Regions from separate parts of the Homo sapiens genome. Here regions 1 and 3 are each linked to region 2. The links are chromatin loops, found by intact Hi-C in ENCODE. Cell type or tissue: heart left ventricle. All regions are shown on one strand. Each heading gives the region's core, and the rest is flanking DNA. Links, peaks and the distances in the headings are about the cores only.

Region 1 (8,354 bases), core at 119-8,118, 92 kb after region 2:
AATTTTGTCCAAATTATTCAGGTAGTTAATTTTTGATGTACCAAAAAATGTATGTATTGCCATTAGTCCTTTCACAGATTTACATTATAAAGCAGTGGCCTGATATTCCTGATTCAGAGACCTCTGAGAATCTTTCTAGAAAAACGCACTCATGCTCTAAATTTTACATACAATAACAAGGGGTTTACAGACACAGGCAAATGCTTCCATGAATCTCAGGTTAAGAACCCCATGTTTTAAAAGTCATTAAATCCCTAATGACAGGAAAAAGATATGTTCTCTTTGTATTTTATTTCCCAGGGCAGGACTTGGCTAATCGTTTAAAAAGAGACTCTTTCAACTATTTAGACAATAGTCATTGCTTTGATTCTGTTAAGAAGATTTCATTCATTCCATTCTAATCATACTGTTCTGAGGTGAGGCTGGGAGTTGGGATGGGGGCCCAAAACAGAAGAATAGCAACCCAAAATAAAATTAAAGAATTGTACTGTATTTTAATTCTCCTCTGCTTGTGATGGTTTGGGGCCTTCCTTGTGGTTTGTGGAAGGGTGGGGGTGCAGGCAGTGGGGCTGGGGTTGGATTTCAGTACTGGCTTTTTGGGGGGCAACTCTGACAAGTAGTAGCTCTTTGACCTTGCAAATCATTTAAGGTTTCACTGTCTGTGTCTTTCTTTCTGCCTGCTTGCATGTGCCTGGGTGTCTATGTCTGTATGTCTGTCTTTGTCTCTCTCAGCCACTTGTTCTTTGCCTTTTGCACTTATTAATCTATCTATTACACCTTGTCTCCTATCCTCTGTCTCTGAGGCTCTCACAGTCTTTCTTATCTCTCCGTCTCTCTACATATCTCTTTCGCTTTGCTTCTCACTTTGTCTCTCTTTACATATCTACATATATAGTTACACATACATACATATACATCTAACATAAAAATATTTCAACCTCGCAGAGAGCTGACAGCGATCAAAAAAGATGATTCAAATGTTTTTGATGTATTTTATAACTTTCACATTGTACATTTGTATGAATAGTTTTCCCTCTTGTTTTATAAAGTTTGTTACTGAAAAATAATCAGGTTATGGAAGAAAAACACAGAACTGGGAGTCAGAAGCCTAAAGTTCTAGTCTGGCTTGTTCACTAACTAGCTGTGTGATCTGAGGCCAGGTGGTAGACCTGCTGGAGTCTCTGTGTCTGCAGAATGACAGTCAAGGGTGAGCTCTGAAGGCCTTTTCAAGCTCTGTTTTTCTTTCTGTCCATATCTCTAATCTAGTGGACTGATGAGAAGTGATATTTTCCCCTGCTTTTGTCATTTTATGATAAAGTTCTTTGGTGCTTTGATGCCATTAGATTATATATGCTTAATTAATGCAGAGAGGAACCCTCCCTGCAGCTACAATGAATCTCAAGGGACTGTTACCTGAAAGAAGGGGACAGCTCACATGACTTATTTTTCAGAACCATCAAAATAACAGCTTTAAAAAGCATTTGCCAATTACATTCCACTGGGGCATACTTTTCTGACGTTTGTATGTACCTTGTTTTAATTTTGGAAGGAGGCCTTCTCTAACTAATCTCTTTGGTATATTGAATTCACCCAAAACAGAGAGAGCCTTTGTTCCAGCACTTTGGGAAATTGGCTTATGCCATTTTCTAACCTTTAGTGCTTTTATGTTGTTAACTTGGAGAGCTTTCTGTAGTCTTATTGCTAGGTTGGTGTTGTCAGGGAAGCCTGTATCTATACCAAAAGGGAACTGGGCTCCCGTAACTGTGGCAGTGTTTACTTCTTCCCATCAGTGTATCTGCTCTTTTCTGAAGTAATCACTATAATTACACTTCTTCAATGAGTTGCATTCTATTGTGTCACCAAGCCTATCTGCTAAACATCACTGTGTTTTTCTTATCTGAGTGCTCTCAAATGGAGAAAGTGAGATGTGTTGGCAAGCCACCTTCAATCAAATTAATGTGAGATCAATGTATTGTCAACAGAGATGGTGATTGTCCCTATTTATCCTGTTTCAATAGAATGGTGCATAAACTGACCAAATGTTTATAATAAAATGTTTATTTGGCTCAGAGGCACATTTATATGCCAGTTCTTAAAGAACAATGATAAAGTTTATTTTCTTAGTACTTTCATTGTATTGTTATTTCACTGAAAGAGCATATAGCTGTCTTTTTTTAAAAAAATAATAAAATCAGGTAAAATCTTGAGATTTGTCCCTGCAAAATTTTGGACATACAAGAAGTGTGACTCCAAAGCTTGAAAAGTAAAATGTTGGCATGAGTCCTTAATTTCTTTTTAACCTACTACCCCAGCATATGTTTTCAATGACATTCATAAACTCCCAAAACATTTTATAGTTTAGAGTCTCTGTTTTAGAGCTTAGTGACATGGCAGCAATTGTTTGTTACTTTAAAACACATTACAACTCTTGAGTAAATTTGTAAATTTACTTTTAGTTAACAAAAAAAAAGGGATGCAATAGAACAAAGGCATTTCTTTTATATTGTGCCACTATGTCAAGTTAATCTTATAATAGAGTTGAAGGGTTTTGAGCAGATTCATTCATTCAACTTAAATTGCTCTTGATTTGACAGTACAGTAAATTTAAATAACCAGAAAACTTTTCATTCATTTACCAAAAGGCATCATTACATATTTATTTTAATACTCATAAACAAAACTGATGAAAAATAATAATTTTCATCCTAAATTTGCAGTGGAATTTGCTGCATGACAGTGATCAATTTAAATATGCAAATATAGTCCAGGTTCTGGATTTACTAATGATTTATTCTTACAGGCAGAAGTGAAATAAAAGTTTGGAGGGTGACTCCATCTGTAGAAGGAACCTTTGTCCCCTAATTTACAAAGCATTGGAAAATGACCAGTATATACTTTCTTGTAAGTAGTTGTGGAGCATCAGGTTCATGCCATTGCCTTTTCGGTATGACTCAGACCTCATATTCCAAGCAAACAATGCTCTAATGTGAGCGAGGCTAGCTAGAGTAGGCCATACTCCTTTATGGAAGGTACTTAATTGATCATTCTTTAAGCCCTTGCCTGCAAACATAACCACTGTCAGGATCCAAAGGGCCCCTCTGCTCACCATGGCTTAGCTGGTTTCTAATACTGGAAACTAGTTTAAGCCCTGTATCACTGTGGCCTGGGCGTGAGAGTTAGGACAGGCACAGAATTTTCCCCAGAAGCCATAATACCTGTTTCTTTTCTCCCTATCTAATTTACTGGGCTGCTTTCAGTAACTCCACTTTGTTTGGCATATCTGGGCACTGTGAAAGTATTCTTATATTATTATCATTCTAATACTTAGGGTTCAAATAGAGGTTTTTCCCCCATTCTACCCAAAGGTGAGGTTTTTTTGGTTGCAATGCTAGGGCCTTTCCTGAATGGGAGCTCAACCTTGTTTCCTACCATTATTACATTCCGCTTTCATGATCTAGGCACACCTCTCTTCTTTTCCTGAACATGCCATATCCTATCATACCTGAAAAGCCTTTGCATATAGTGTTCCATCTGTCTCTAATGTCATTTTACTTCATCATTCTACAAGATTCAGATTTATTTATTCATCTGATATGTAATTTTTTTCTTTAAGTGTTTTATTGAAATATATTTCACATACCATACAATTTACTTATTTAAAGTGTACAGTTCAATAGTTTCTAGTATAGCCACAGGTATATGCAGCCATCACCATAGTCAGCTTTAGAACATTTTTCTTATCTCAGATAGAAACACTGTACCCTTTAGCTCTGATCTCCCATTGTCCCCATTCCTCCTCCCCTGCCATAGCCCTAAGAAACTACTAATCTGTTTCCTATTTCTATAGATTTGCTTTTTCTGGGCATTTCATCTAATCAAATCATATAATGTGGGTATTTTTGTCTGGCTTCTTTCACTTAGCATAATTTTTCAAAGTTCACTCAGGTTTTAACATGTGCCAGTACTTCATTCCTTTTTAAAGCTGAATAATTTTCCAGTGGATATGACTTTTTTTAATCCATTCCTAGGTTGATGAATATTTGGGTTGCTTCCATATTTTTGGCTATTGTGAATAATGCTGCTGTGAACTTTCATACACAAGTTTTTATGTGGATGTGTTTCCATTTTTCATGGGTATATCCGTAAGAGTGAAAATGCTGGGTCATAAGGTGACTCTTTTTAATCCTTTGAGTACTGGAAAACATACTGTTTACCAAAGTAGCCGCACTTCACATTTTCACCAGCAGTGTATGAGGGTTCTAATTTTGCCACATCCTCATCAACAATTGTCATTATCTGACTTTTTGATTCTAGCCCTCCTGGGAAGTATGAAATGGTATTTCATTGTGGTTTTGATTTGCATTTTCATGATGACTAAGGTTGTCCAGCATCTTTTCATGTGCTTATTGGCTATTTAGATGTCTTCCTTGGAGAAATGTCTATTCAAATTAATGCCAATTGTTTAATTGGGGTATTTGTCTTTTTAAAATTCAGCTTTAAGTAATCTTTATATATTCTAAATACAAGTCCTTAATCAGATATATGATTTGTAAATATTTTCTCTTGTGAGTTGTCTTTCCACCTTTCATTTGAAGCAAAACGTTTTTAATTTCAGTAAAGTCTAATTTATCTATTTTTCTTTTGGTGCTCATGCTTTTGGGTCATATCTAAGAATTCTTCGCCAAATCCCTGTGTTTTCTTCTAAGAGAAGCGCCTACCTTTAGGTTTAGGTCTCACGTTTAGGTTTGTGATCCATTCTGACTTTTTTTTTTTTTTTTTTTTTTTTTTGAGACAGAGTTTCGCTCTTGTTGCCCAGCCTGGAGTGCAGGGGTGTGATCTCAGCTCACTGCAACCTCTGCCTCCCGGCTTCAAGCGATTGTCCTGCCTCAGCCTGCAGGGTTGCCAGAGTTGCAGGTGCACGCCACCACACCCAGCTTCTGAGTTTCACCATATTGGCCAGGCTAGTCTCAAACTCCTGACTTCAGGTGATCCACCCGCCTCAGCCTCCCGAAGTTCTAGGATGACAGGCATGAGCCACTGTGCCCGGCAATCATTTTTTTTTTTTTTTTTGAGACTGAGTCTAGCTCTGTCGCCCAGGCTAGAGTGCAGTGGCATGATCTTGGCTCACTACCCACTCCATCTCCCAGGTTCAAGCGATTCTCTTGTCTCAGCCTCCTGAGTAGCTAGAACTACAAGTGCATGCTGCCACACCCAGCTAATTTTTGTATATTTAGTAGAGATGGGGTTTCACCATGTTGGCCAGGCTAGTCTCAAACTCCTGACCTCAAGTTATCCACCTGCCTTGGCCTCCCAAAATGCTGGGATTACAAGCATCAGCTACCACCCCTGTACATTTGTATATTGTGTAAAGTGGAGTCCAACTTCGTTCTTTTGTATGTTGCTACCTACTTGTCCTATCACCATTTGTTGAAAAGACTGTTTTTGCTCGATTGAAGTCTTCATGTTCTGGTAGAAAATCAGTTGCCCATAAACATGCATTTATTTCTAGACTCTCAGTTCTATTCCATTGATCTATAGGTCTGTCCTTATGCCAGCATCACCCTGACTTGATCACTGTTGCTTTGTAGTAAGTTTTGAAATTGAGAACTGTGACTCCTCCTGCTTTTTTTAAATAAGATTGTTTTTACTATTTTGGGCCCTGGCAATTTCGTATGAATTTTAGAATCAGTGTATCAATTTCTACAAATAAGTAATTTGGGATTCTGATAGGGATTGCACTGAATCTACACATTAATTTGAAGATTATTGCCATCTTAACAATATTGAGTCTTTCAATCCAGGAGCATGAGATATTTTTTCCATTTATTTTGATCTTTAATTTCTTTCAATAACATTTTGTAGTTTTCAGAGTATATGTTTTTTACTGAATTTTTTAAGATTTATTCTTCAGCATTTTATTATTTTTGATGCTGTTATACATGAAATTATTCTCTTAATTTTATTTTCTGATTTTATCCAACATACAATTAATGAGGACCTACCATGGACCAAGAACTGTCTTAGCTGCTGGTGATACAAACATGAATTATCTTCAGCACCTGCCCTTGAAAACTTGGAGTTTTGGTAGGATCCATAATGAAGAGTCTGCCATACATTATTAGATACTCCTTCCTCTGAGAGTCCACAGTGTTTTATAGGTTCTAGGTTATCCTAGATAAGGCACATAAAGCACTCACCCACTTTCCCATTTCTGTAATACCTTGAGTAAGTTTCTTAGCATAACTGTTTAGATATAAAGAAAACCTAAGGGTAAGCTAAGGTAACTCTTTGTAGATGAGGAAGCAGATCATCAGAGTGCTAAGTGAACACACTAGTTATTAGCAGAGTGGAGACTTCCTTACTTCTATATCTAACATTGTTGTCACTGTCCCACAGGGTTTACAGGTATTTCTGAAAGCTTTTGGGAAGCAGTCATTACTTTCGTTGAATCACTAGGGTGCTAGTGGTTAGCATCAGCCTAGGCTTACAGTGTGTGAAACTACACTGTAACAGCTGGAGAGTAAATGTACTTTCAGAAAATAAACTCTCAATGGGTATTTTACATGCTGGGAAGTCATGACTCAGCCATTCCCAAGTGACCTAAGTTTGAAGCCAGAATGTCCTATAGTATTGGAAAAGGAATATTTCACATAAAATGACAACCAAATGAGTCTATCAGGTTAGGCTGGTGTATGATCATGCTATAAGAGATTAATAAGACAGTTTGACAGTATTCTTTATTAGTGAAATACATCCTAATGCATAAACATGAATTCTGTCAGAAATCTTTGGAGCTTGAGTGGTCTAAAGAGCGTAGATTCTATAAATGCAAGACTTCAGACTTCTTTACTAGATTTTCAGTAAATAAAATTTTAAGCTCATCCCTATTTGTTACCAACACAGGTCATATTATAATTCTAAGAAGAATATTTGGTACCCACTGAATCTGATTGTTTTGAGGATACTGCCCATGGTATTTGCTGCCATTGGGCATTTGCTGCCATGGCATTTGCCATGGCATTTGCTGCCATTGCAATCTCATTTTCTTCTTCCGCATCGGATTTCTAACTCATTTGCCTCTGAAGGAGTATCTTTAACATTATAATTATATTCCAGTATGTGAATTTTTAATTTTCTGAAAAGGTGTAAGGCAGTCAAAGTGGTATAATGGAACGTTTCCTAGATTGGTAGAGGAGGCCTAAGCCTGGCTCTGCCATTCCTGATCTGTAAGAACTCTGGGTTTCAGCCCCCTTAACTGTAAGATGAAGGGGCTAAACTAATGGCGTACAAATTCCTTTCAAGCTATGTGATTCAGTGATATGAAATTGGAGCTTTTGCTGTTTAATTTTCCACTGGTGTCTGAGATTCTCCTTTAGGATTCCCTGACTCTGAAATAAGTCAAATACAAAAATCATGATGATTAAGTTACTCTGGACACTCTCTTTTCTTTATATAAGTTTAAACTGCACAATTCTAGCTTTTTAAAATGAAATTTGAGGGAAATCCACAGCAAGAAAGCTCTTCATTAACATGCATTGCATAAGCAGCTATGGCGGCCTACTCTTCTCCATTATTAACATATACCATAGTTTGTGAACTTCATTGGTGAATGCCCCAAGTATCGGGAAGCCCTCTGGGTAAAGCCCAGCGTAGCACGTTTAATGTTAAGAGTTGGTGTCATCCTAATCAGCTGCCTCTGACAGAGTAAACATGGTTCTGTCTGTGCTGTCCCTCCCTGGCTAGCTGTGGGTTTCCAGCCCACTGAGCACTTGATGCCAAGCAGTCTGTTAAGGGACAAGGAAGAGACTCTTTGGGGCTCTCTGGTATTTATCACTATTTAGGAGACTTGAGGTTCAAAGGGCCAGGATTCATAGGTACCAGTGTTATTCTAAATATTTGATCAAGTACCTGTTGAGGGATTTTCTTTTGGCCTTTTGTCTTTAGTATAAGAGGACTCTCCCATTCTGCCCAGGTATATTTAGTAACTCTGTTTTTTGTGTAGCTAAATATAGTTCAAAGACCCAGCATTAGGATCAACACAGTTGGAATTTTTTTTCAAGTCAATAGGTCTTGATTTATTAACGAACTCTAAGACCAAAGGGTGATATTCTTCATATAAGGAACTCTGCTTCTAGACAAATGAATCAAATCGCTTTTTAAGTACAGACTCTTAAAATAGTAAATTATATTTAAAATCAATTGTTAAAAATGATTGTTTCCTGAGCTGAAATGTATAAATAAAAAAATGGAAACCTAAATGTAGAAATAAGTGTGTAGACACACACTCATGACTCTATATATTAAGGAGATACGGTGGCAGAGTGAGAGTGTGTACTGGTCAAAGAAAATTATGA
Region 2 (8,354 bases), core at 178-8,177:
AAACTAGATTATATGCTATTTTGGGCAAATACTTCTACAGTTTCCTTTCAATTTGTCTTTGCTCATATCTATTTCCTCTACTTGTCAATTCATTAATTTCCCCAGTAAGCATGTATGTTGAATTATCCCAATTAATTTAGGCATGGAGGAAAAACAAAGATGGAAGATAATTGCCTGCCCTCAAGAAGCTCAAAATCTAATGCAGGAGTGAAAGACATGAACACCCTTAAAATGATGTGAGGGTACAAAGAGAGAAAGAGAAATAGAGTCCAAACAGGGGAAAGATACTTAAGTGCCTCTAGGAAGGTTGGGGTGTGGGTTGGAGGAGCTAAGTGCTGAGTGTCTTAAGGGAGTTCGCCCACAGAAGCGGAGAGGAAAAGTCAATTCAGGCAGGGGGCACACTGTCAAGCAAGGCATAGAGAGGAAAAACAGCACAGTTTATGCAAACTATAAGTGGTCTGTTTTATTGGTGCATAACAATTGCTATGAGAAGGCCAAGTGTGGGGGCTCACTTCTGCAATCCCAGCACTTTGGGAGGCCAAATCAGGAGGATCACTGCGGTCTAGAAGTTTGAAACCACCTTGGGCAACAGAGTGATATCTGTTCTCTGCAACAAATAAAAATTAAAAAAAAAAAAAAGAATAGATTGCTGTGACAAAGTCTAGAAAAACTGTCCTGTCCTTCACAAAAGAACTCACAATTTCCTCTAGACAGAACTCCTTTATAACTGCACTTTCTATCATTCACTTTGGGCTATATTTATCTGGCTTCATCCATAAAATGTTAAGGTCACTTTTCTTCAAATCCTCTGCAATTTGTAGTGTAGTACTTTTAATTATATTAAGCATTGAATACTTTCTAAATGAAATTGAGAACCATGCAAAATCAGGCAAAAGTTCCAGCAAATATACACACACTATAAATATATGTGAATTTAAAAATGTAATACTCAGGTTAATAGAAGAAAGCAAAACATCTTAAGTGAACCCATCACAGGATTTTCCAGTTTGTCTCTACTGTAGAGCTAGATCACTGAGGAGATGTATGAACCACACTAATATCCTTTGACAGTACCTGCATTTGAGTGTCATTCTGAGCAAATTGAGTAATTTTACTCAATGAGGTCATGATCTTCACTAGCTTTTGTGGTTTTTTTTCTTTCTTTTTTTCTTTTTTTTTTTTTAGGGGAAAGGGTGGTACATAAGGACTTCTTAGTAACTTTATTGAAGTGAAAATCATGACCCTTATACTGCAATTTTATGGAAGCATTAAAAAATTATCTTGTCACTAATTTGCATTATTGTAAGAACTACCTCAGATTTTTGTGAGTAATATGAAAGAAAAAGTCTAGTTTCATAAACAGCTACTAAGTTCTAGAATGTGTTTTGAAACCCAGGAGTTTGGAAGAATATATTATTAGTTTAATGTTTTATTAAAATATTTAACATTTAAGTTCAAAACTAAAAAACAATATTTGAAAAATTAAATTGAATTGCGTTTAGCATTTTATGAAAAACTATACATGATAGCCCTCCAAACTTCTTTCCTTAAAGCATCTTGTGACCTACATCTCCCTCATCTTTTCTACCCGCTGTCTACCTTCTGCCTCCACTGATTTTTTTTCCTTTCCTTTCCTCTCCCATCACTTAGGTAAAGCACATCTCTGTGTCCAGCCTAGCTCATATTTTCCTTAGTCCAGTGCAGACAAGTCTATGGTCATTTGCAAAATCACATTCAGTATCACTTTGCTTATTCCCTTAACCTTCACTTTTGTTGTTGTTGCTTACATTATTTTGAGAAGAAAAAGCAGAAAAAAGTAGAATTCCCCTCTGAATTATCTTGAAAGGAAGGCATACACACACACACTCCTGAAGAAGAGTTATGTTGATTTTTCTTCTGATTTTCTTAAAAAGCACAAGTTTGAGTATACTGTGTATTAGAATTTCACATATTAGTCAAAATGTTATGCATTATAATGTCTGTGCATTTAAAAAGTAAAATAGAAAGAGAAATGATATTGCTAATAGAGTGGGAAAAATTAGTCAAATTTATTATTTTCTGAAATAACTGTTTCCCTGACTAGCCAATCAACTTCCTTTAAACACTCAATATTTAATTCTCATGTTATATCAAGAAGTTTCAAAAGATATTATAGAGATGGATGTCAGCTACAGCCAGAAACATTTCTTTTGATTAAAAGTTTTGAAGATAAATGCATACAGAATATGATGACTGTTAAAGTGCTTTTTAATCATACCACATAATTAAAGATAGTTTTATTAAAACAACAAAAACTGAACATCGCAAACAATGCCATGAATCTCTGTGGAAAAGAAAGTCAAGTTTTATTTTCCTTTGCTTAAAATAATTGGAGAAAAGCAACTTTTACCTATACTTAAAAAAAAAGGGAGAAATAGTGCAATGACGAACTCTCCTGTGTATCTTATTATTATGGAAGTCCCATAATGTATATTCTATTATGTAAGTGTCTTTTATTCCCAGAGTATATGTAATTTTGAACAATTTAGAAACTCTGTACCTCTATCCAGTGCTCTTTTGAACAGTTTTCCAATTATTTGATTCCAAAGTTAATTATATTTATTTGCATGTTGAATGATTTTTTTATAATGTGTATTTCAAATGAATCTATAAGGGAATTGGAAAGGTACAGTTATTATCTATTAATAAACTCTTGCTGACCACACTTTTTCCTCCTCTTTTTAAAGAGCAGGGGTTGTTTTATTTTAGATATTACAGATGAATGGCTTTAAGTCTGTCATCAAAATACATTGTTTTTATATTCAGTGGGCACTGTATTATATATTTTATTCACTATTTGAATTTACACAAGGAACTGTAAATTCAACGCTAGGATTTAATGTTAAAGGTTGATGAGCTCTGAACTTTTTTAACAAACAAGAACAGAGCAGTTTTGCCCGAATTGCACAGAGCATCTGCTGTGTGTCCAGAGGACTTTTGGTCGTCATTCCCCAAATGGGCAATAACTGCGATTATGAGCGCTTCACAGTTTTTTTTTTTTTTTTTAATTCATCTGTACTCAATCCAACAGTGACCCACAGATATTTCCCTACACTTATTTCTTTGTGGTAAAATCCAATGAACAACTTTTCGTAATATCATTTTCAAAGCCATCTTGTAAAATATAACTAAAGAGGTTTCAGTGTTCTCTGTTACATCAGAATAAAGTTCTTCTGTTTTATTTCGAAGACTCCTTTTTTAAAAAATTCACAGAAAGGTCAAATCCATTCCAAATAGAAATCTCATTGCTTAGAAATATTTCTTAGGATCTCGAATCACTCTTTTTTTGTCTTTTAAATTCTGTCATCTGCCTAGATTTAACTGAAATAATTTTTATTTCTCAGTGTGTTAGCTAAAGGCATCCATTCAAAGGTAAGAACATCATAAAAGGTGAATGGAATTAATTTCAAAGTATATATTTGGCATTTTTAAAGAGCTGCATTTCAGCATCTGGAGAGCTGCAATTTAGGCTATCAAATCTACAACAGAGAAGCTGGGGGAAATGTGAACACCCTTATGAGGAGGGTCAGTCCTCAGCAAGTGCATTTTCGGTTCCAACCTTCAAAGGTAACATTTTCAGCTTGATGGGCTCCTGGTGGAATATATAATTTGCCTCTTTCATTCTTAGCTTCGTTGAAATATAGAAGACTGGATGTCTACCAGGCCAAAGTATAAACTCACCATTTATCTATTAAAGTCATATTTAATGAAAACGAAGAGAAATTATGACCCAATTCACTCTCTTTCTCATTACAATTCCTAAAGAACTTTGCCGGGCACATTATCTCGTAGACATCATGATCAAATGTTATTGTTTGCTTTATTATCTCAGTTGGATGGTTGGCTAGTCTAGAATGAAATAGGTTGAAGGCAATACTCTCAGCCTAGAAGTCTGAATGAGGTTCCCATTCAAATGATCCTGATTGTTTGCGGGTGGGGCGGGGTGATTAGTAAACCAACTGAGCTTACACTGCATAGTAAGCGTCTGGATGCCGCACATTTACATCTAACAAGAGACCCCAGAAAACGTGTGTGTGTTTCTTAAACCTTATGTTCCGAACAAAAGGCTATCTCAGCAACAGACAATCAGCACTGCATTGCTCCCTGGGATGCGAGCAACACACTCAACTGCACATTTCATTCTTCCTCGGCTCCCAGCACCACAAAGCCCCTACTCTCTTCCCACTCCTGGGTCCCCAGATTACTCCATAGAGGGGGGTTGGGAAGGCAGAAGCCTAACGTCTATGCCTGCGCACCAGCCGCCGACACCAGGGCCCCCCGGGCGCTGCTTTCTCCAGCCCGAGCCGCCTGGGGGAGGTAGGGAGGGGAGCCAGGGAGCGCGAGAGGGGACCGCACACCTAGACACTTAGGATTTTATTTATTCACAGGGAGGCGGGGGAGGGGAACTGGGCGAACGCGAATTTTCTCCCCGAAGTTGCCTCTTCTAAGCAGATCAAGTCGTTTTCTGGCTGGTGCTGGGGGCCCCGGGGAGGGTGCCGGTGAGGTCCAGGCTCTCGAGACCAGATCCCGTCCCGTGCGCAGAGGGGGTGGGGAAGGGCGGACGGGCCGCAGCTGTCGAGAGGGCCGGGAACCGGCAGGGAAGAGCCCGCGGGCCGGGGAGCAGCGCGGCTCTGTCCCGGGCCCTCCAACGCAGGCCGGGGAGCGCAGGGGCCGGCTGGTCACGCGTGGGAAAGAAAGCCCCCTTCCCCCTACGGCGCTGCTCCCCTTTCCCCAGGCTGGGCCGCCAGAGAGTGCGTGCAGGGAGAGCTGCGAGTCCCCGCGCGCGTAATCATGACCTCGGGGCCCCCTCCGGGCCGCGTGAGCGCATCGGCGAGGCTGGGCGGCCGCCGCGGCCCCGGCCGTGTAACATGACCCGAGCGGCCGGCCGGCCGGCGCGGCGCGGCCATTGAGCCCTCCCTGCCCATGAATCTCTGGCGCGTCTCTAGCTCGCTCGCCGGCTCGCCTCCCGCCTCCCTTTCTCCCCCTCCAGCTCCGCGGGCTCCGTGCGCCTCTCCCTCTCCCTCCTGGTCCTCCCGCTGCCCGTCTCTCTCCACTGCCCGCCTCTCGCCACTGCCTCCCGTCTTCTCTCCCTCACGGCAGCCTCCGTCTCTTTCTCCCTCTCTCCTTTGAAAACTGATCTTTGGCTCTTAGTGTGAAAGTGATTTGAATTTGGCTCTGCGGCGCTCTGCGCCTGCGCCCAGCCTCTGGCATGCTGGCTCCTTCCAAGCAGCTGTTTTGGGTTTGAAATTCCAACATGGCAGAGGCTGCAGTCCGTCTTCCCTTCAAAAACTTGGAATGATTTCAAATCATAGGCACCTTCACTTAACCCTAGCTTCCATTCATCAGCAAACACATCGGATCGATGCTACGCTAACCTATCGGGTTCTCTCTCCGCGCGTTCAGGTAAGAGGAGCTTCGTAGTTTTCTACCATCTGTTTAAATTTGTTTTTGTTTTATTTTTAAAGAATATAAATACATCCAAGACCTGTAATTAAAAGAGATCTTCAGTTGTGCCGTAAACATTAAATTCAATTTCCACTCGTTTCTATTCTGTACGCCAACCTGCTGTCTAATTTCTCTGTTCAAAGTAGCCCTGAAACATTATAATGCATATTTTTGCTGCTTAATCATTGTAACAATAGTATGGGATTAAGAGTTCGCGATTGCAAGAATCTCGCTTTTCGCTATATTGGGCTTACTTATTACTATCTTTTTACTTCAAAAATAAAAAAATAAGAAAGCGGAGCCATAGGGTGGGGCTAGACTTTCTTCGGGAACTAACTTCTAAGTAAATAAGAAGTGTAAATAAGAATCTTGCACACACACAAAAAGTTGAGGTTAAATTACAATCTCGTGGCTGGGGGAACGAGAAAATGTCAGAAGATCGGTTGCAGAAAAATGTAAGCACATCATCTAGGAGGGGGTACAGCGTGGTGGGCGTATTGTTGGCAAGGAACGGGAGAGAAAGATGTATAATTTAATGGTATATACAATCCACTGATCCTATTACCGTCCTCCCCGGAGCTCTTGTTAGTTTCAATGGGAGTGAGTGAAATTGACATGGACTTGCATTCCTGGTCATGTGCTTTTTTTCCTTTCTTTCTTCTCCTGTGATCTGAGATCCCCTTTTTGTTGATGTTGCTTTCCCCCTTAATTATATGCATGTAGGTTAAATGAATACCTGACGAAAGGGCCCACGTTTCAAGGCAGTGACATTTGATAGCTGAGAGGAAAAGTGGCTTTAATGAAAAGCAACCTTTGGAATTCCTGCTTGTGAGAAATCCAATTCAGCTTTTTGTGCTGCCAGCAAGAAATGATCAGTAGCACCAGTGTTTATGGTATGTCAGTTTTGGAATTTACTTCCTTTGCATCTAAATAGGAAAGACAAATGAAATAGCATGATAAAACCATTGAAGACTGCCTGGCAAGCAGTTGCTCATGATATAGAATTCCTTTTTTTAAAAAATATATGTTTAATGTCACCATGCTTTTTTTTCTTTTGCTATCACTTGTTTGTATATTGCAGTTTTGATTAATATATTACTTGAATCCACTTTTATCGGTTTTAGCTGTCATCCAGAAGTTGCACGTTACTAGTAATGCACTATATATATATAACTGCTGAAGTCAAATAGTATGTAAATTAGTTAAACTCAGTGTGGGTTTTTTTTTTTTTTTTTTTTGAAGGAGGGAGGCTGGGCAAAGGGGAGAGGGCAGGAGTGTTGGGAAAGATTACTAACTAATGAAAGTGTATCTATATATATGTACACACACAGGAACAGGACTGGATGAAAATTTTATTTTTCTCAATCTATTAATGCAGTTTGACTATCTGCTCTTGATGTTTGCACTTTGTGGAGTAATCAGTTCTTCTGAGTGTGGTTTTTTTTTGGGGGGGGCGGGTAAGTGAAGAGGTGTCTTTTACATGAAAATAAAAATTATATTTTGATTGTCCAAAGTCCTTGATGTCTTTTAAAGAGTAGGGATAGGTTTTTCTTCCCCCTTTCCATTCACTCGTCTGCCTGTCAGCGCTTTTTACTTTTAACTTGTGACAGAATTAAATAATCAGGCACTGAAATTGACTTCGTTTGAAATCGCTCTTTCCTTTCTTTACAAAAAAAAAAAGTCAGTTAAATGGAGTGAGAGGGGATTTTCAATAGCTCTTGTGGCAGTGCCCTGTGTACACTTTGTAATATTCAATTAAGACAGAGGGAACAACAACAACAAAAAGATGTTAAAGTATTTTGCATAACCAAAGGATATGTCCACTTTAGACTGTTTTTTTTTTTTTTTTTTTTGGTTGTTGCTATGTTTACCCCATGACCGTTAATTCCTCCTGAAAAGAGAGAAAGAAGGAAAGAGAGAATATGAAAAAAGAAATAACAGTGGGGCAAAGCTGCCAGGGGTCTGTAGTGTGGCCGTGGTCACTGCTCTCTCCTAACACAAATGTGAATACGAAGAGAGGAACTACAAGACCCGTTGCGCGACATACACGTCTGGTTGGACTCTGGTGACTATTGAGCTAAATACACACCACACTTACACGATAGGAAAGATTTGATTGAATTTTGCATTTGGAACTTGTTGACTTTGAAGCGATCAATAAGAAGACTGTTTATTTTAGATGCACATAATTTGCCCTGAGAAATGTTTTAAGGAGGAGAGAGCACAGCTTTTTTTCCCCCGGAGCTGTTGGAGCGAATGGGATTGCCAGATGGGCGATTTCCCTCTGTGATGTTAAAGCTGTAATATATATTCAGAGCAGATTGGGCTGCTGCCTGTGATGAGGAGGATATTACATTTATAAATTTTAAATCGGAGCTCGGACAATGTGCTGAGAGCAGAAATTGGATGGTTTGACTGTTCACCGTATTGATACTTAAATGTGATTTCTAGGTAGTACTAATAATAATCATTGCAATAATTCATGAAAAACATACTGGCATAGGCAATTATATAATTCATGACATTTAACAGCAGATTTGAGTGTGTAAATTGCCCCCCTCTTAAGTCTCTGCTTACTATTAAATAATAGTCACATAATTCATTTCCCTATGTTTAAATGTCCGATGTGCAAATGATGTTAACTTAGGAGCCTTGTTATCATATATTAGAATTCTAGGGGTGAAAGTTTACATACATATATATAAAGTAGACACTTGTGTATATGTATAAAGTGGCGTTACTGGCTCTTGTTTTCTAATTCTTTACTCTGATTATTTTTAGATTTTGTTTGTCTCAAATGTGCGGCCTAAAGGAACCAGAGCTACAAACCTAAAAGACTAGAAAGTGGGCAAGTGCTCACACTCTGGCAG
Region 3 (8,354 bases), core at 119-8,118, 110 kb after region 2:
AACAGCGTGTTCTCTACTTTATTTTTTCTCTTTGTACTCTGTAAATGCCTTTCCAATCCTCATTTCCTACTCCTTAAAATTTGTATAACCGAAGAGTTTTATTCTTATCTCATTCTACACACTTTCTCTCTACTCTGTCTTCCATTACCATAGTTTCAGTGGATTCCCATATGCTTAAGACTCCCAAACCTCCTTGTAAAGCTTGGACTTCTCTTCATCTTTCCAGCAGCCAACCCATTGCTTGTACAAGCTAAAACTCTTCCAGTAGTTCTCCAAGGAGAGACAAATTGTAGCAATTTGGGGGCACATGTTCCAGGTTGCAACTTTAGCTCTGGGCTGGCCTTAAGAAAGTTCCTTAGATTCAGGGAAGCTGCTTCATCATATATAAAGGGTAATAAAAATCCCTCCCTGGGCTTTTTGAGGATTAAATGCAGTATCCACCACAATCTCTTTGTTAGCCAATGGACAGATATGTCACAATTTTTTTTTAAATTTTTCCAGTGATTTCCTTTAAATGCCCCCTTTCCTTTCCTTCATTCCTCCAAATATAATTGGTTAGCCCATCCTTTTGACTCTACCTCTGAAATCTTTTGTGGAGTTTTTTCCTTCCTCTTGCTTAAGTTTAGACCCTGCTTATTTGTCCCCTCGAATTTGTCCTGTATATCTTTATTATTGATACATTGCTTAAGAACAAATCAGAGCAGCACTTTATGTTGGCAGTAGGATAAAGTCCAAACAGTCAAGTCCCTTTGCAATCTGAATTCAAGCTTCGTATGTACCTCTATCTGGTCCCCCCATGCATAGACATATACTTCTGTCCTATCTTCTAACGATATCAAACCACTCTGCTTCCAGAACCTGTCATGCATACTTGGCTTCATCGTGCTTTTGACCAACTTTTGTCAAGGGCAGGAAACCTCCTCTCTCTCTATTCTAAATGAGGAAGTTCTATTCAATGTCCAAGATCTACCTCAACTATTAGCTCCTCTGTATAGCCACCTCTCTCTATTAGATTTGGAACTGAGTGGGTTTTTTGTGCTAAATTTCCCCTGAAGATAGATTGCAAAGTCCATCAGAGCCAGAATGTATATTCCCTAGCACTATGGGCAAGATTCTCACATAATAGTAGGCATTTGGATTTATTAGAGCGTGATCACCATTTGTCATTTTTTAAACTGTGTAGCCAACTGATCCTATTTGTTTTTTCTAGTGATGGTAAAAGCTATCAAGATTCAGAGAGTCGAGGGCAGTGTTTTTGTATTCTAATTTTGAGACTTACAATATATTTTCTCTGTAACCTATATTCTCATAATTGATAAACTACTTGACAGCAGGGAAGAGAAGAAGGGAACTCACTGGCCCACATGCTAAAGCCAAAGGTGAGCAATGGGGGATAGTAAGCCTTCAACAGTGGAAGGTCTAGGAAAAGAAGTTGAATGCTCAGGTTTCACTTTGGCTTGTCTGTTTGCTTGTTTGTTTGTTTCATGGAAATATGTGGAAGGGTGTTTGCTTAATCTTTTTTAGTTCAGGAATATGGCAAGTGATGAAACTGGTAACGGGTAAGAATGGTAAGGCTGATACTTGGTATTGTAGGTCCTTCACAGTGTGAAGGATTAATAAGCTCTAATTCATTTTGAGAAGAAACTTGAGTATATTACTTCTCTGTATCTTTTGGCGGATGTCTGCATGATAGGGCCAAAAGCTCAAGCATAAAAACCCACTTCGTCCAAAAGTCTTACTTGATTAACATGCTCCCCATTACCGTTACCATTTTATTATGCCCAGTTGACCCATCCCTTGATTTATATGATCATATGTGTTATGCATTGTTTGTTCTCTGCACTAGAATCTGTTTCATGCATATATCCATCCTCCCTAGCTTGTGTTTCTCAAGTTAGAAATTAAAACTGCAAATTAAGTTGCAAATTCTACCAACTCTCTATATAACCCATGGTTAAATCCTGATGAAATAGCTGTTAACTAGGTGTTACTAGAAAGGGGTTCTGATCCAGACCCCAAGATAGGGTTCTTGGATGTCACGAAAGAAAGAATTCTGGGCGAGTCCATAGAGTAAAGTGGAAGCAAGTTTATTAAGAAAGCAAAGGAATAAAAGAATGGCTACTCCAAAGGCACAGCAGGAGTATAAGCTGTTCAATTGAGTATACTTATAGTCATTTCTTGATCGTATGCTAAACAAAGGGTGTATTATTCATGAGTTTTCTGGGAAAGGGTGGGCAGTTTCTGGAACTGAGGGTTCCTCCCCTTTTTAGACTATATAGGGTAATTTCCTGACGTTGGCAAGGCATTTGTAAACTGCCATGGCACTGGTGGGAGTGTCTCTTAGCATTCTAATGTATTATAATTAGCGTAGAATGAGCAGTGAGGACGACCAGAGGTCACTTTCGTCACTATCTCGGTTTTAGTGGGTTTGGCTGGCTTCTTTACCGCAACCTGTTTTATCAGCCAGGTCTTTATGACCTGTATCTTGTGCTGACCTCCTATCTCATCTTGTGACTAAGAATGCCTAACCTCCTGGGAATGCAGCCCAGTAGGTCTCAGCCTTACTTTACCCAGCCCTTATTCAAGATGAAGTTGCTCTAGTTCAGACACCTCTGACATAGATACTTAGTTTCTAACTAAAATTCATAACTAAAACTAAATTTATCATTATGGAAAGTTATTTTTAAAACCCACCAAAATGATTTTTATATTGTTATTATTATTATTTGACATCTTGTGGTCTCTTTTGTAATAAAAGCAAACATAGAAAGCATACATTCTCTTTTATAAAACATTCATACCTGACATGATTCATAAATAAATTTGTTTAAGGTTGTAAGAAGTCATAAGGCAATGAACCCTCTTAGTTTTTTGTTTATTTGTTTTTTAATAGTCTAGCTGTGAGTAACTTAATGATGCAGGATATAGGTTTTGTAGTAGTTTTATCCGCTGTTTTTTTCTTTTGTGATTCTTAATACAAATTTATTCAAGGCTTAAACAGGAAGACATTTTGATCTGAAAGCTATACCAATTCACAAGGGAATGAGTTTGGTTTCTTCTCTACTTTGTAATTCAAAGAAGTGCATTCCAAAAAATCAGATGAAACAAGTCATTAATTTGACAGTCTTGGTTCTCATGGCCCTATTGATTCAGAAAGCTGAAAACAGTTATGGAGGCTTATTGGCTTCAATTAGGAGTCGTGAAGCTTGTGAGGTTAGAAGAAAGAAAGGTTGCATTGGAAGAGGAATCATTCAGTAACAGAATCCTTCTTAACATTTTGTCATGAATGGGTATAAATTCTTGGTCTCTTGTTATTTTTTGTACTTTTTCATTTATTGATTCTCTTTATGGATTCATTTCAGAATGACCAGAGTCTCATTTCAAAACTGATTGTGTCATCTTTTGGGTTGCTTTTAGTAAGCAAAAGATATTTATGTTACCATGTGAGAGGTTTCATTCCATTACTACAAGCTGAAGAGCTTCGGATAAGACTGATTTAGTTGTCCTCCAAAACAATAAAAATGTTCAATTTCTTCTGTGTAATCATTATATATATATGCCTCAAGATATATTCTATTAATGGAATAATCAACATACATTTATAGATAATATATTTATTTTAGCACATGCATCATCTTGCATGGAAAAACTCTTGTCCTCAGAGGTATATAACAGTGGGTTTTTTTCTCCCTTATCAATAAGAAGCCTAGCTAACTCTCATGACCACCCTTAGTGCATATAAATAATATATAACCACAATATTGTCCTTTAATGTTAAGAGCTTAGTAAATAGTGCTGCAAAAAAGGAACAATCAGGGAGGAAAATGATATTCACATTTTTAACAACAATATCTAATAAAGCAATATAATGTTATTTATATCTGCTATTATGAAAAATTGACATTTCTTTAGTTGTTTCTTTCAGAATGTCCATTTTTTTAATGTTTTAGCTTAGTGATAGAAATGCCATTTTTCCTCTTAATGATAAGAATATATTTATATCTGGGATACATTTTCATGTATAATCCAATGACTGCAAGGCTTTTTTCTGAAGTATAGGAATACTGATGAAGAAAGACTTGATAGCTAATATCAATTATCAGTCATAAAATTCTTGGTTACCATTTGTTAACAAGTCCTAAGTTGAAAAACCTCTTGACTAAGTTGGCACTAGCCTAAAATTTGCTGTACAATGAATATAATCCAGCTCTAATAGAAGATAACTGTATTTCCAAGTATATTTAAAATAGAAAAAAAGAGATTATTGCAATAAATCTAACATCAAAGCAACCAATTCATGGAGCTTAATTATGACACTACTAAATGTGAAAATCTATTCAGCGCTAGGAACACTTTTCACATTACATTCACGCTAAAGATTGGCTGTTAAGAGCTCATTACTGGTATTTTTCTAAAGAGTGGTTTATTAAACACAGTTACCTAATAAGCATCTTTGGTGGTGCAAATTGCTGAAAACAGTAATGAGTCTGATTAGACTTCATTTCAATTACGACAGCTTGTCTAGGAAAAAAAAAAATATATATATATATATATGTATGTATATATAATCTTTCCTTGATGCTTTGGAATCCAGCTACAAGACACTGCAGAGTTTAAAACAGAAAAAGCCACCTCTGTATTTCCTTTCCACAGCTCACTAATGAAGAGAGAATTGTCCAAGTCATCATCCAATTTACACACTGGAAAACTGGATGGAAAAAGTGGAGTCACAATCATGTTTGCTTAAAAACAGCAAAGGCTGCCTTGACTAATATGTCTAAATAAGGTCACCTTTTGTGTCTCTCTTTTTTTTTTTTCTTTCTCTTCTTCTTAGGAATATAAAGCTATAAATGGGTAGAGACTTAAAAATGATTCATTCCTATTTGGTTTGTGGAGGTTATTCTCTAGATTAATAGGCTCACCTTTCAATTCTGTTTTATCCATGGATCTTCTACTTAAAATTATAACAATACAGGGAGCTATTGCACCATGCATGCTAATTATCAGACTAATTTTTAAAATACATATATTGGGTGGGAAAAAATAAAAGAAACAAAGCTTTACGAATGTGCACTAATATTTCAGAAAGCATAAGGGAATGTTCATTAGATGCCAAACTTGATTTTGATATTTTTAAAAGGTGTGTTATTTAGCTGTATTTAACAGGTAACCTCATATCAAATCATGCCTGAATATTAGTACTCAAATAGAAAAAAAAAACCTGTTAATGTAAAAAGCCTTTAAGTGATTAAGCTGTCATTGCTGTCATTTGGGTACTCTAGTAACATTTTAATGCTTCTGGAAGCTATGGCCAGGGATGCAATCCAATATTTTATGCTACATTTTTGAATAGATTTTTTTAGAGCATATTATTTGAAATTGAGCTAGATAAAATAATTTCTAAAGTAAAATATGAAAACAATGGCTGGGTGTAGAAGCACTAAATAAACAGAGGGCACAATACAACATCCTCACCAGAAAAATCTTCACAAGTTAGCTAAGTGATCATATAATGGCCAGAAGATTGAAAGTAAAGTACAAACAAAATTACAGTACTCTTAGTAGGCATTCTGGTGCTTTTAAAAAGATTTGCTTAAAAGGATACTGGTTCTAGGTATGTCAGTTCAAAAATTAGGAATTTACTTTTAGACCTATGACTCACCATTAATTCTATTAATTGTCTATTCTATTTTAAAAGGAGAACAGTATTGCATAGAAAACACAAACATAATTCTATAGTAATAATAGGGGTGCATTAATTATTTGCTTTTCCTGTAAACCTAGACCTTCCCAAAAATGGGTATTCAATTAAGGAAATCAGCATTCATCATATATTTTGAGATCACCAATAAGATATGGAGTTTTATAAGTGCAGAATTTCTTTAAGGTTTTTGACTTGGTTTAAGCCACAAATAATAAATATGTAGCCAAAGAAAACCTCAAATAATACTTAGTTTTGATAAAAATATGTGCATAAGTTAGTTAAATAATTTAGAATGTTCTTTGGTTTCTTGGATTATCTATAATAAAGCTAGTAAAGCATAGATCATTTTTAGGATAAAAACAGTTTTTAAAAATCTTTCTTCTGTCACTCTTTCCCTTATATTCTCTATAGCCTTTCCACAACTGCAGTCATAAGCTTACATATGCACATATCGGTACCCAGATTTGAATTTTTGTGTAGCCTACCTATATTATTTTATGGTTTTAGACAGAGTTGGGTTTTCGTGTTGCTTAGGGAATTTGTGTGCTATGAAGAGGCACATGATTTAAAGAGGTAGCAGGGAGAATTTGACTTACTCTTTTAATATAAACAAGTAAAACTAGCACACTTAAAATGAAATTTCTTTTAAATTATCTGGTAGTTCAAAAACGTGGCTGTGCTGAGTGCGGTGGCTAATGCCTGTAATTCCAGCACTTTGGGAGGCCTAGGTGGGTGGATCACTTGAGTCCAGCAATTTGAGACCAGCCTGGGCAACATGGTGAAACCCCATCTCTACCAAAAAATACACAATAATTAGCTGGGCATGGTAGCGTGAGCCTGTAGTCCCAGCTACTCTGCAGGCTGAAGCTGGAGGATCACTTGAGCCTGGGAGGTGGAGTTTGTAGTGAGCCAAGATCGTGCCACCATGCTCCAGCCTGGGTGACAGAGTGAGACCCTGTCTCAAATAATAATAATAATAAAATAAATAAATAATAAAAATGTGGCTGAAAAATATCCCCGTCTTCTAAAATTATTAGCAAACACTGCTACTTACCCATTACTAAAGAGGCCAGTAAAATAGTCATAATCATCAATAAGAAGTATAAAATTTTACAATAGTTTAGACCATCTGGAAGTAACAACATCTTTATGCCTTTAACTCCACCAAAAACAATATTGGGAGCAACTTTATTATTATTAATTTTTTTTGAGACAGTCTTACCGTGTCGCCGAGGCTGGAGTGCAGTGACATGATCTCAACTCACTGCAGCCATCATCTCCCCAGTTCAAGCTATTCTTGTGCCTCAGCGTCCCCAGTAGCATTACAGGCATTAACCACCACACCCAGCTAATTTTTGTAAAGAGCAACTTTAATTTTAGTTGCTATATTAGAGACAAAGTAAGCCCTGTTTATTTACAACAGAAGAGAATTGAGTTGGAATTAATTGGAGAACCATGAGCAAAAGAAGAGGAATCTGTATGTTTTTCATGTGATTAATACACACAGGACTGGATCAGCCATTTATTGAATTCAGCCAAAGCCTAAACTTTTTTTTAACATAATGGCATTTTGCATCATAACAGTAGATGAAATTGTGCAGAGATGGGATCTCAAGAAACAATTTCTTTACTTGCAGTCTCTCCTCCTGTTTCCCATGGGTTAGGTTGTTGGGCACCCTCTCCAGGAAAGGAAATGCCACTTCCTTTGAAGATGCTGATATCCTCTCCTGTTTCTGCTCATTATGCAGCATTCTTTGTTTTTACAAATGAAAGAGCCAACCGCGCTAATGACTGGACCGTCGTTCACACTGCACCTTAACAATGTTCAGTCTATCTGGAAATCAGAGGATCCCAATTATACGTGGTGCTCAGGTCTATTTCACCAGGTCTATTTCACTAGAAGGGGGCAGGGTGGGGAAAATGAAGAGGTGAGGAAACTACTGCTGTTGCTAAGAGCTTCTCACTTTTAATCCTAGGCTGTGCTGGTTGTATTCTAAATCAGTTTATCTTCTTACAACGTCTTATTTGGAAAAAAACAACACGTAACCTACCAAAACTCATTTCATATGTAGCTTTTTCCACTACTTTCATATCAAAGTTATTTTCTTCAGGCTGGACTAAATTATACACAGGTCCCAGGAGTGAAGGACACTGAATTAATGCACTATGTCACCCAGCCCTGACTATAGAATTTTTTTTCGAAGTCCAAGACACTATTTTGCTATTGCATTAAAAATTAATGCACGAATTGCCAAAAAGAGAAAAATGCATAAATAACCCAAACAAATTTTGTCTGGGCTTTGCATACTTTAGAGTCACCTAAAGCAAAGTTTTTAAGGAGAATGGTTGAACAGTTTTACCCTCAACATGTGAATAACATTCTTACTCTTTTGTCTAATTATATGAGACAGTGCTCAATCTTACATAAGCAGACTTATATATCTATTTTGTCTTATGTAAACTGTCTTTTTAGAGTATGGTTCCAGAGGAACACAGAGAAGTAGATGAATGCAAATTTCATTTTAAGCAAGGTTGTGGGGTTTGGAAGATTTCTTAATTTGTTTATTGACCGTTTTCAGCTTGGTGTGTTGGGCAAAACATGAATAGAGTTCAGTTTAAATATAACTAAATTGGGCTTTGCATTTAGATA

Evidence for each region. Peaks named below come from ENCODE experiments on the same cell type or tissue, not always from the same donor. Only the 100,000 strongest peaks of a DNase experiment are listed, where the experiment ranks them.
Region 1: it touches region 2 in a loop (2.2-fold over the local background); 8 of 110 quality-filtered maps call a loop at or near these places.
Region 3: it touches region 2 in a loop (2.0-fold over the local background); 7 of 110 quality-filtered maps call a loop at or near these places.

Annotation. Positions count from the first base shown.
Region 1 is chr2:163,640,367-163,648,720 of GRCh38, reverse strand. The region is part of intron 2 of FIGN (fidgetin, microtubule severing factor); the gene reads left to right. Among named protein-coding and RNA genes, the nearest start is that of FIGN, 91 kb to the left of the region's middle. In heart left ventricle, for the core only: no CTCF peak of the experiment used is centred there; no DNase peak of the experiment used is centred there; H3K27ac peaks cover 586 bases.
Region 2 is chr2:163,732,926-163,741,279 of GRCh38, reverse strand. FIGN (fidgetin, microtubule severing factor) reads left to right here and starts at 5,272. Exons shown (of 3, transcript NM_018086.4): 1 at 5,272-5,442; 2 at 6,208-6,377. The coding sequence starts at 6,353. It overlaps LOC107985957 (a long non-coding RNA gene), which reads left to right and starts at 7,339. Exons shown (of 2, transcript XR_001739759.2): 1 at 7,339-8,354. RefSeq lists enhancers at 3,633-4,148, 4,149-4,665. In heart left ventricle, for the core only: a CTCF peak has its summit at 4,332 (motif pointing right); DNase peaks (open chromatin) are centred at 4,349 and 4,939; H3K4me3 peaks cover 4,346 bases; H3K27ac peaks cover 4,034 bases.
Region 3 is chr2:163,620,892-163,629,245 of GRCh38, reverse strand. All of the region lies in intron 2 of FIGN (fidgetin, microtubule severing factor), which reads left to right. Among named protein-coding and RNA genes, the nearest start is that of FIGN, 110 kb to the left of the region's middle. RefSeq lists an enhancer at 7,221-7,722. In heart left ventricle, for the core only: no CTCF peak of the experiment used is centred there; no DNase peak of the experiment used is centred there.